Linked DNA regions of Homo sapiens: region 2 is linked to region 1. The links are chromatin contacts, found by Hi-C or POLR2A ChIA-PET in ENCODE. All regions are on one chromosome and are shown on one strand. Each heading gives the region's core, a stretch centred on a gene start or an enhancer-like site at or near the end of the contact. The rest is flanking DNA. Distances are from core to core; before and after follow the strand shown.

What was found. Hi-C counts contacts between places; a loop is a spot of excess contacts on that map. ChIA-PET counts read pairs that join two places held with the same protein, here RNA polymerase II (POLR2A). Pooled maps may share reads with other maps.
Region 2: a map of IMR-90 shows a loop between it and region 1 (24-fold over the local background). The contact joins the promoter of ARCN1 here to the promoter of BUD13 in region 1. A Hi-C loop is called at or near these places in 1 of 168 maps with a recorded cell type or tissue (IMR-90) and 6 of 50 pooled maps. POLR2A ChIA-PET finds 5 or more read pairs at or near these places in 1 of 52 experiments (AG04450).

What each region holds. Positions count from the first base shown.
Region 1 is chr11:116,768,503-116,774,329 of GRCh38, reverse strand. BUD13 (BUD13 spliceosome associated protein) reads left to right here and starts at 1,343. Exons shown (of 10, transcript NM_032725.4): 1 at 1,343-1,508; 2 at 4,108-4,201. The coding sequence starts at 1,366. It overlaps ZPR1 (ZPR1 zinc finger), which reads left to right. Exons shown (of 14, transcript NM_003904.5): 14 at 1-531. It overlaps BUD13-DT (BUD13 divergent transcript), which reads right to left and starts at 859. Exons shown (of 2, transcript NR_186226.1): 1 at 819-859; 2 at 125-420. RefSeq lists an enhancer at 795-884 and a silencer at 1,005-1,204.
Region 2 is chr11:118,569,033-118,574,859 of GRCh38, reverse strand. It overlaps ARCN1 (archain 1 coat protein complex I subunit delta), which reads right to left and starts at 2,451. Exons shown (of 10, transcript NM_001655.5): 1 at 2,310-2,451. The coding sequence starts at 2,312. It also overlaps a transcript of IFT46 not described here. RefSeq lists enhancers at 2,070-2,149, 2,660-2,789.

The DNA of each region.
Region 1 (5,827 bases), core at 94-2,593:
TTAAGACAAGTTCTGGGAATCTAATGTACAACATGTTGACTATAGCTAATAATTCTGTATTGTTTACTTGAAGTTTGCTAAGACAAATTTGCTTAAGTGCCCCCCCACCGAACTACTACATAAATTAGTGAAGGATGTTTTACTTAATTTGATTTTGGTAATCATTACACAATGTATAATTATATCCAGTCATCACATTGTACACCTTGAATATATATAATTTTTTGTCAAATAATAAAGCTGGGAAGAAAACGATAAAACTGACAATCTAACATATATGATGAGGTAAAAAGATCTGGTATTTCAAGAAATTTGGATGACCTCTTGCACCCCACTTCGCTAGCCTCTACTCCCTAGAGTCATGTTCTGACTATGTGAAGTTGAGCAACTTCCTTAATCTTGCCACGCTTCAGTTCTTATCTGTAAAATATGATAATGAAACGATTTGAGAATTGTGAGGGTTAAATGAGATAATTCAGGTAAAGCTCTAAACCCCCTGCAAAGAATAAAGTCTTTTCTTTCCCCCCAAAACTTGAGTGTTAGAATTCATTCTCTCTGGTTTCTCTCTTTTACTATGCTAAAAAATGATCCAGGTCCGTCCTTCTCATTGGCAAGATTGTTTTACAGTTTCCTTCAAGAGATAACTGGGGGCTACTTGTAATAGAACACTAGAAGAGTTACACAGGTCTTAGAAACTACGTTTTTCATAGTAATTATGTTGGTTTGCACTTCCTGGCTTCCTTTCTTGGACGGTAGGTACCTGGAAGCCTAGTGGAGCAGATTCCCCCCACTTAAAGATACTTATAAAAATAACGAACATAGTTCCGATGACCATGTGCCCAACACCGCTCTGCGCACTTCACACAGTAATATCATCTCAGCCTGTGACCGTTCCGAGTTAGGTGCCGGGATTCTCCCTGTTTTGTGATAACTTGCCCGAGGTCGTACAGCTAGCCAGCTATGGAACCAGTATTCAAACTCGGCTACGCTGCAGCCCGTGGCCCTCCACTTTCTTGCTCGTGCTCTGGAGTTTAGGCGGCCGATGGGGGCGGGGTCCTTTGGGTCAGGTTGTGGCCTCATAGAACAGCGCTTGCTGCGGTTGGATGGATGGGTGGGTGGGTGGGTGAGTGAATGAAGAGAAGAAACCTGGTGGCGTCGTCCCAGGGCTGTGGAGCGCCCCGAAGGTGCGCACGTCCCTGGCTAGCCTGCGAGCGCGTCCCGGTGGCCGCACCTGCCAGCCGCGCGATTCTTAGCACTCTCCGCCACTTCCGGCCGTGGCCCCGCCCTGTCGGGTGGCTGGCGTCCGTTACGCGTTGAGGCATTTTGTCCCCAGCGCCGACCCGTCTCTCTGCCCCCGCCGCTGCCATGGCGGCAGCTCCGCCGCTTTCCAAGGCCGAGTATCTGAAGCGTTACTTGTCCGGGGCAGATGCCGGCGTCGACCGGGGATCTGAGTCCGGTCGCAAGCGTCGCAAAAAGCGGCCGAAGCCTGGCGGGGCCGGCGGCAAGGGGTGAGTTGGTACCGGCCGGGGCGGGGCCTGCGACGTCTAGCCACCCCTTCCCAACTCCGCCCTCGGCCGCCCGGCAGTTCCTTCCCTCTTGGCGGGTCTCTCGGCTTCTCCGCCGACCCCTGCTCATGCTCAGGGCCCCACTCACATCGCTTGAGGCCCCCCGCCTTGCCTCTGCCGCCCCGCTTACATCTCGAGCCTCTGAGCAGTAGCGTCAGTGCGTTAAAGCCGGGGTGTAACTTTGATTACTCTTTTCCCGCCTTGGTAGACTTCCGTCCTCTCCCATAGAGAATGAATATTGTGCCTCGAGAATAATGGAGCGGATTCAAAGCCTCTGTGCTTGGATCTTTAGGGCCCGGTACCTGCCTGTGGGGATTCCCAGATCCCAAGGACTTGGTTCTGAATCAGAGACCTTTGATCACCTCCTGTTACTCTTAGTAATAGTCCTAACGTGAGAAGCTAACATTTATATAGTTATACTTTTCTTGCCAGGCACCATTATAAGAAATTTAAACATATATAAGTTTATTTAAGCCTCACCACACTACCATGAAGTGGGTATTATTTTCATATGGGACAACTTTGTGGCCCAGTGTAGTGGGCCCTACCAAATCGTTTTCCACCCAGAACCACAGAATGTGACATTTAGAAATAGGGTCTTTGGAGATGTAATCAGTTAAGATGAGGTCATACTTGATTAAGGTGGGTGCCAAATCCAAGATGACTGTTTGCCTTTTAAAAAGAGGGAAGTATGGATACAGACACAGCAACAAAGGAAAAACGACCATGTCTAGATGAAGGCTGAGATTGGATTGGATTTATGTTGCCAAAAGCCAAGGTATGCTTGGGGCTACCAGAAGCTGGGAGAGGCAAGGAAAGATTCTCTGCTAGAGACTTTCCAGGGAGGATGGCCTTGCAGACACCTGGATTTCAGATTGCTAGCTTCCAGAACTGCGAGAGAGTTTCTGTTGTTTTATGCCACGCAATTTGTGGTACTTTGTTACAGTAACCCTAAGGCACTGAGATACCCAGTGAAGTCACATTGTTCTAAAGAACTAGTCCAAGTTCTTTTCTGGTTTGGTGCTTGCCTTATTATTGTCTTCGTCTTTCTGCCTCGCTGACTTGTGTGGATCCTTTGGAGGCAGTGCCATGTGATGAAAGTAGCTTGAGTGTTGGAGCAGCACTGGTCAGAGTTCGAATCCTAGCTGTGCCACTTTATAGGCTGTGTACCCTTGGGCAAGGTGTTTCATCTCACTGAGCTGCAGTTTCCTTATCTTTAAAATGAGAATAATAATAATAATGGTTTTATTAAGTGGTGGTTGTGATTAGAGGGATTGCATTAAGTGACCCTGGCTTTTTGAATAACTTCACATCATGGCAGTCATTGTTATTATTTGGGCTCAGCTATATAGTTTATCCACGTAACAAACATTTATTGAATATTTCGTATTCCAGTTACTGTAGGGTGTTGAGGATGCCTCTGTGAACAAAAAAAACATAGTCCCTGTTCTTGTGGAGCTTATAGATTAATGGGAATACAGGCTTTAAGCAACTAATTACACAACTAATCGATATATTTTCTTTATGATAAATGCAATGAAAGTATTCCAAGAGTTTTTAACAAGGGTTCTTAGTCTTGAGTGAGTGTGGGATGGTGAGGGAATTGGGTGAAGCAGTCAAGAAAAGTTTGCCAAAGGAAGTTAAATTTGTGTTAGGACCTGAAGAATGAGGAAGAGTTTCCTGGAATGAGAAAGAGTTTCCTAGCACTTTGGGAGGCCAAGGCGGGTGGATTGCTTGCATCTAGGAGTTTGAGACCAGTCTGGGCAACATGGTGAAACCCTGTTTCTACAAAAAATACAAAAAAGTAGTCAGGCACAGTGGCACATGCCTGTAGTCCCAGCTACTTGGGAGACTGAGTAGGGAGAATAACTTAACCCCGGGAAGTCAAGGCTGCAGGGAGCCATGATGGTGTCCCTGCACTCCAGCCTGGGCAGCAGTGTGAGACCCTGTCTCAAAAAAGAAAAAGACTAGGGCCGGGCGCGGTGGCTCACGCCTATAATCCCAGCACTTTGGGAGGCCAAGGCGGGCGGATCACGAGGTCAGGAGATCGAGACCATCCTGACTAACACGGTGAAACCCCGTCTCTACTAAAAATACAAAAAATTAGCCAGGCGTGGCAGTGGTCGCCTGTAGTCCCAGCTACTCAGGAGGCTGAGGCAGGAGAATGGTGTGAACCCGGGAGGCAGAGCTTGCAGTGAGCTGAGATCGTGCCACTGCACTCCAGCCTGGGCAACAGAGCGAGACTCCGTCTCAAAAAAAAAAAAAAAGAAAAAGATTGAAAAGAGTAGATCAGGCAGAGGGAAGGAACTGCATATGTGAAAACTGATGTGATAGGAACTTGGCTCCTTTCTAAGCACCAAAGGATGACCAGGGAGGTGTTCAACCAAGGAAGTAGCAGTAGGAGATGAAGTTGACCTTGTAGACAAAGACTGGACCATGCAGGATCCTGTAGGATTTTGAACTTTATTTTAAAACCAATAGATAAATGTTTTTATGCTGGTATCCTAGAATGACTCTTTTTGATCTTCTTATTCTCATTTAGAATGCGGATTGTGGATGATGATGTGAGCTGGACAGCTATCTCCACAACCAAACTAGAAAAGGAGGAAGAGGAAGATGATGGAGATTTGCCTGTGGTATGTATCTTTGGGGCTGTCAGGATTTTGAAATGAAGCAAGCTTCTCAATTTCCTTTTTTTTTTTTTTTTTGAGACGGAGTCTCGCTCTGTCACCCAAGCTGGAGTGCAATGGCATGATCTTGGCTCACTGCAACCTCCGCCTCCCGGGTTCAGATGATTCTCCTGCCTCAGCCTCCTGAGTAGCTGGGATTACAGGCACCCGCCATCATGCCTGGCTAATTTTTTTTTTTTAATTTTTGTAGAAATGGGGTTTCACCATGTTGGCCAGGCTGGTCTTGAACTCATGACCTCAGGTGATCCACCCACCTTGGCCTCCCAAAGTGCTGGGATTACAGGCGTGAGCCATTGTGCCAGGCCAAGCTTCTCAAATTTATTTTTCCAGCTTAGGGTAGATTTGTAGGGGGGTTAGTTGAGAACAGAAAAGAGGTGACAGTTTCCAAAGAGCTGTTTAAAATAGTTTTCTTTGCTGATGCCTATACACCAACTTGTCTCTTTATGGAGGGTCCATCAGCCTAGAAATGAGATGGATCACAGAGAGAGGACTTCTCGACATCAGTGTTAGAGTAATGATGAGACTTAGCTGTGGTTCATTTTGTTGGAATCTTTCTTAAAAACAATGCTGAGGTTCAGTTATAGGGAACTTTTTATTTGCTCCTTTTTTCAGTGCTTTAACTAAGCTTTCAAATTGTATATTCTTGCCTAAGTACTGGAGATATGTAGATTAATAGAACATAGCTGTATTTTAGAGATTATACCCTAGAATGAAAAACTGAATTTCAGATAAATTTCAACAGTATGGTAAATGTTGGGGATGTTTCACATACGTACCAAGTACCATTAGAGCCCGGGGAGGTAGCATACTTTGTATTCTGTTGGGAGATATCCTGAAAGATGTAAATACTGAGTTTTGAAGGGTAAGTAAGAGCCAGGTGGACAAAATCATAGGCAAATGACCTCCCAGTGGTTCATGAAACCATTGCTGAGAATTTCTGAGAAACAAAGTGGAAAGGAGAGCTGTAGATAGGCTGAATTCCACTAAAGTTGGTAAAGATGGATTCCAGTGAGTATTTAATATTAATTCCCAGCAAAATTCTTTTTTTTTTTTTTTTTTTGAGACGGAGTCTCACCGTGTTGCCCAGGCTTGAGTGTAGTGGTATGATCTCGGCTCACTGCAAGCTCTGCCTCCTGGGTTCACACCATTCTCCTGCCTCAGCCTCCTGAGTAGCTGGGACTACAGGGGCCCACCAACACGCCCGGCTAATTTTTTGTGTTTTTTTTTGTATTTTTAGTAGAGACAGGGTTTCATCATGTTAGCCAGGTTGGTCTTGATCTCCTGACCTCGTGATCCGCCCACCTCGGCCTCCTGAAGGGCTGGGATTACATGTGTGAGCCACTGCACCTGGCCAATTCCCAGCAAAATTCTAAAATAGATTATTTAAAAGAGGGCTTGCTAGTAATTAGAAGGGAAATAGTGATCTTAGGGAGCCAATTTAGTTTTGGTCAGAAGAAGTAAATATTAACAATGTTTGTTGTTTTTTTTTAATTTTATAAAAGCAATGCATATTTATTACAGAATATTTGGGAATTAAAAAAAGTTTAAAGTTTTTAAAAGAATAAACACTTG
Region 2 (5,827 bases), core at 1,202-3,701, 1.8 Mb before region 1:
AGGAGTTCTAGGCCGCAGTGCACTATGATAGCGCCTGTGAATAGCTACTGCCCTCCAGCCTGGGCAACATAGTGAGACCCTGTCTCTTTAAAAAAAAAAAATCAAAAGATGCCTTTCTTTGTACTTTATTTTATGATGAAGTCATGAGAAAGCATTTGTTTCTGCATTTGTTCACTTATTTATCTATTGGAACTTTGCAGTCTAGGACATTCTGCACTTCAATAACTAAAGCCAAAGGGAATTTATTTTTTAAAAAATCAATGTTTACGTACTGATATCTGCAACTTACTTTGAAATGTATATTTTTTTTTAATGGAGAGAGGGATGGATGGATGATTAGATGCATGATAAAATATAGTGAAATGTTAGTTATAGAATCTAGTTGGTGGTTATATGGGTATTCACTACAAAGTTCTTTCAACTTTTCCAGATGTTGGAAAATTTCATAATGAAATGTTGAGCTAAAATAAACGCTGGAAATTTTGATACAACTTTTAGATAAAAATTTCACCCTATCTGGACATTTCTACTGTCCAGGGATCTGTTTGTAAAGGAGCAGGACCCAAAAACATTACACAGAAATCATACCAATGTCTTAACACTCTACAGAGCAGAATGTACTGAGATAAATTGTTCTCCAGAGTACACAAATCTGTGGGTATCTGGATCATGTTAAGTCCCAAATAATTCAGAAATATGTGACACAACTCTATGTATACGTACACATGTCAAAATAGCATGCAAAAGTTATATTTTATATATATCACGTAGGGCTTTACCATCCCTCAGTTATCAATGAATTAAAAATACTAAGTTCCAAGAACCTTTTAACAAAGAATATTTTTAGAAAGATTACCTTTATCTGGTTTATATAATACAAGACCTTAACTTTACTATTAAAATAAAAATATGCTCTAAAATGCATTATTAATTCCAGGGTGTAAACGGGAACTGAGTTTCAAAATCACTAACCAAATACAGAACCTCCTGGAGAAACTGAAAATACAAGTTTCTGGAAATTTTGTGTCCAACACAAAAATTTTAGGAGGCAAACCTGTTTGATGCAATTTATATACCTGAGGCTGAGAAAAGCTGTTCAGTGGCCTAAAGTCCAAGCATGAATTCCCCCCATTATCCAAGTTCTTATCTAAAGGGTTGTCAATAGAACTTATTAGGATTGCCACCAAATTACATTCTGCCATCTCTCAGGTACACTGGACGATGTTTTAAATCAAGTTATCTATTGACAAAAGAATAAAAAAGAACAGAACAGAACATCCTTCAAAAGACTAAAGGACATAAGGTGCACTGAAAAATAAATTACTAGCTTTTTTGAAACCAAAGAATGTCTACTACTTCATGAATATCCACAAATCACAGCGATAAAGGAAGATTGAGTGATGTCAGCAGTTCTGATTTCCTCCATCCTCAACCACATTAACCTTTCTCATCCTTGTAACAGATGAGTATACAAAGATAACGCATGGGAAGGCAAGTAACTGGTCTCGGAGGCTAACCCATCCCTCTTACTCCACCTCCTGTGAGACATCTGACTACGACATGCCACATACACATTTTTCTTCACCTGGACAATAAGTTCCTTGAAGGCAAACCCTGTGTTCTCTGGAACCTGCTCACATTTTCCCAGTGGTCTACACAGTGTATGTACCCCGAGTCACACTAACAAATGGACACAAGTGAGTTCTGCGGAAGTAGTGGAAGGTTTCAGAGACACTTGGGTCCTATACATTAGTGTTAGAAGTTACTCCTTTCCGCTCTGTGTCTCCATTTCCCCCTTCTGAACAAAAAGAAAAATTTCTGGACACCAGTGGATTTGCATTTCGAGTTATCAACGGCCTAGCAAACACCGGGGGTGGGAGACAAGCTCTGATTAACAGAAGGACCAGAACCTCCGGAGACAGGCCCAGCCTGCTGAGCCTAAGCGCCAGGGAACCGGCGGGACAGCATCAGTTCCGAGGTCCGCAGCCTGGGACCCGCACCACCACCACGAAGTTCTCGCAGAGCAAAAACGCCGGGCCGTCTCAGGGGCAGGTCCCAGCAAACGAGGGAGTCCAGCTGGTTGGGGGGTGGTGCGGAAGCGGGCACGACGACAGATGGACTGGAGTCAGCTCCATCGGATCTCCAGGAGACCGGGCACAGGAGGCCACACTGCTCCCCGAGCCCGGAGCAAAAGCACTCTGCCCTAGACCCTCAGGGCGGGGCTCCTCCGGCCCCTGCCCCAGGCCCGCCGACAAGGAGAGACGGTGAGGCTCGGACCCCAGGAGTTCGGGTCCTGGCTCGGATCTTACCATGGTGAGGGCGGTGGTGGGGCGCGCCCGCACTCCGGCTCCACTGGGGATAGGGGTAGGGTCTGGGGAACGGGAGCACCAGCAGCTCTGGACCTGCTGCCCCCTTGACAGGAACCGCTGCCGCTTCGCCTCTTGCCAAGATGGCGGCCCCAAGCCACGTCTTCAACCGGAAGCGGCGCAGGTCAAAGGGCGGGGGGGGGGGCGGGGCCTGTGGGCTGGGGAAATTGAGGGTACCCCGCTCCGGTTACGATTAAGCCCAGGAGGTGTAGGGGGCGTTCACCCTCCAGCTGTGGAACCTCGTATCTCTCCCCTTTCACTGTCATCGCCTTCATTTATTTTGCGTCACATCTTACAGTTTAACAAGCCGCTGGCACAGCCACTATTATTTAATATACAGGATAACCTGTGTGCCTAAAAGACCAGTATCCGGAATATATAAAGAACTTTTTTTTTTTTTTTTTGAGATGGAGTCTCACTCTGTCGCCCAGGCTGGAGTGCAATGGCGTGATCTCGGCTCACTGCAACCTCCACTTCCCAGGTTCAAGCGATTCTTCTGCCTCAGCCTCCGGAGTAGCTGGGATTACAGGCACGCGCCACACCACGCTCGGCTGTTTTTTGTATTTTTAGTTGAGACGGGGTTTCACCATGTCGGCCAGGCTAGCCTCAAACTTCTGACCCCAAGTGATCCGCCCGCCTCAGCCTCCCAATGTTGGGATTACAGGCGTCAGCCACCGCGCCTGGCCTAAGAACTCTTATAACTCAGCAATAAAAAGACAAATACAGTATTCCTGTCTAAAAATGGGCTTCATCTGCAAAATGGAGGGAGTAGAAAACACAAAATTAAAATGAGCAAAAGATTTGAATAGATATGTGTCCAAAGAAGATATATAAATGGCTAATATGCACATTAAGAAATGTTGAATATCCTTAGGGAAATGGAAATCAGACCCGTGGTGAGACGTCATTTCACACTCACTAGGATGGCTATCATAATAATTGTTGGTGAGGATGAATGTAAAATAGTGCAGCCACGTTGGAAAAGAGTTTGGCAGTTCCTCAAAAAGTTAAACAAAATTACCACATGACTGAGCAATTCCACTCATAGGTACATACCCAGGAGAACTGAATATATGTCAACACAAAAATGTGTACTCTAATGTTCATAGCAGCATTATTCATAGTAGCCAAAAAGTGGAGACAATCCAAACAAATCCATTCATCAATAGATGTGGCATATATATGCAATGGAATATTATTTAGTCACAAAAAGGAATAAAGTACTGACATGCTACAATATGGATGAACCTTGAGAATATTATGTGAAAAAAGACGGATACAATGGGGCACTCATATATGATTCCATTAATACGAAAGATCCAGAATAGAAGAAAATCCACAGAGACAGAAACTAGCTTAGTGATTTCCAGGGGCTCAGGAAGGGTAGGAATAGAGAGTGACAGTTAATTAGTGTAAGATTTATTTCTGGAATAATTAAAACATTCTGGAATTAAGCCAGGCATGGTGGCATGATCCTAGAGTCCCAGCTACTTGGGAGGCTGAGTTGGGAGGATGGCTTGAGACCAGGGGTTAAAGGTCAGCCTGTGCAAATTGTGAGACTTAGACTCTTAAAAAAAAAATAGTTCTGGAACTAGATAGAGGCAAATATACTAAAAACCACTAAATTGTATAATTTTAAAAGGTGAATTTTTATGATTTGTAAATTATATCTTTAAAAAAACATGCACTGGAAGCAGGGCAGTTGTGCTCATGTCCATTTTGTATATGAAGAAAATGGTGAAAAGTTTAAGTGACTTACCCAAAGTTTCTAAACCAGTATATGATGGAACCAAGACTCAAAATCTGTTCTTGTGATTCTCATGTTATTTCTTGTATGCCAAATTTCAGATTTTTCAGAGTATAGCTGATTCAGTAGTTCTTCCTTAAATCATTTTATCCTACATCCTTAGCTCAACCGAACAGCACTCATCCATATTAAACCTGTATGTCCACAATTAAGTATAATAGCAACTTTTAATTGAGTGCTTCATTTGTGTCAGGTACTTTACACATGTTATTTCCAATCTTTTACATCAATCCAAATAAAGATACTGAGGATCAAAAAAGTTAAGCATTTGTCCAAACTCACACAACTAGTAAGTGGTAGAGCCAAGTTCAAAGTCAGTTTTCTCCTGGCTGGGCGCGGTGGCTCACGCCTGTAATCCCAGCACTTTGGGAGGCTGAGGTGGGCGGATCACAAGGTCAAGAGATCGAGACCATCCTGGCCAACATGGTGAAACCCCATCTCTACTAAGAGTACAAAAAAAAAAAAATTAGCTGGGCATGGTGGCGCGTGCCTGTAGTCTCAGCTGTTCGGGAGGCTGAGGTGGGGGAATCCTTGAAGCTAGGAGGCGGAGGTTGGGTTGCAGTGAGCCGAGATCATGCCACTGCACTCCAGCGTGGCGACAGAGGGAGACTCCGTCTCAAAAAAAAAAAAAAAAAAAAAAAGCTGGGCGTGGTGTCTCATGCCTGTACTCCCAGCTATCTGGGAAGCTGAGGCATGAGAATTGGTTGAACCTGGGAGGCGGAGGTTGCAGTGAGTTGAGATCACAACACTGCCCTCCAGACTGGGCAACAGAGTAACACTCAGTCTCAAAACAAACAAACAAAAAAACAAAGTCAGCTTTTTCCATTAAAACACACTGCCTCTGTATCTCCTGTGTGTTCCCTAACATTTATTGAACACTTACAGCATACCAGCCATTACTCTAACTTCACACAGATTATCTCATTTAATCCTCACAAGAATCCTCTGAGATAGGTACCTTTATTGTCTCCATTTTACACATGAGGAAATCAAGGTACAGAGAAGAAAACTATCCCACCACAGGTCTCATGGCTAAAAAGTAGGTAAGCGAGGATTCAAACAAAGGCTGTTCAACTTTGGACTATACCCTTAAGCACTGCATTATAGACTTCTTGCTCTTACCCGTATCAATTCCATCTCCAATGGCCTTCTAATAGAAATCTTTAGAAAGCTCAAATATTTTTAAATTTTATATGTCTGGGAGGATATATGTCAAACTGTATTTTAAAGTTTTTTTTCATTAAAAAAACTTTTTTAGAGAGATGGGGGTCTTGCTATGTTGCCCAGGCTGGTCTCGAACTCCTGACCTCAAGCAGTACTCCCATCTTGTCCCCCCAAAGTTCTGGGATTGCAGGAATGAGCCACTGAGCCCAGTCAATATTTTAAAAAAAAAAATTTTTTTTTTTTGAGAAGGAGTTTCGCTTTTGTTGCCCGGGCTGGAGTGCAATGGTATGATCTCAGCTCACTGCAACCTCTGCCTCCTGGGTTGGAGGGATTCTCCTGACTTAGCCTCCCAAGTAGCTGGGATTACAGGCATGGACGACCACGCCTGGCTAGTTTTTTGTATTTTTAGTAGAGATGGGGTTTCACCATGGCCAGGCTGGTCTTGAACTCCTAACCTCAAGTGATCTGCCTGCCTCAGCCTCCCAGAGTG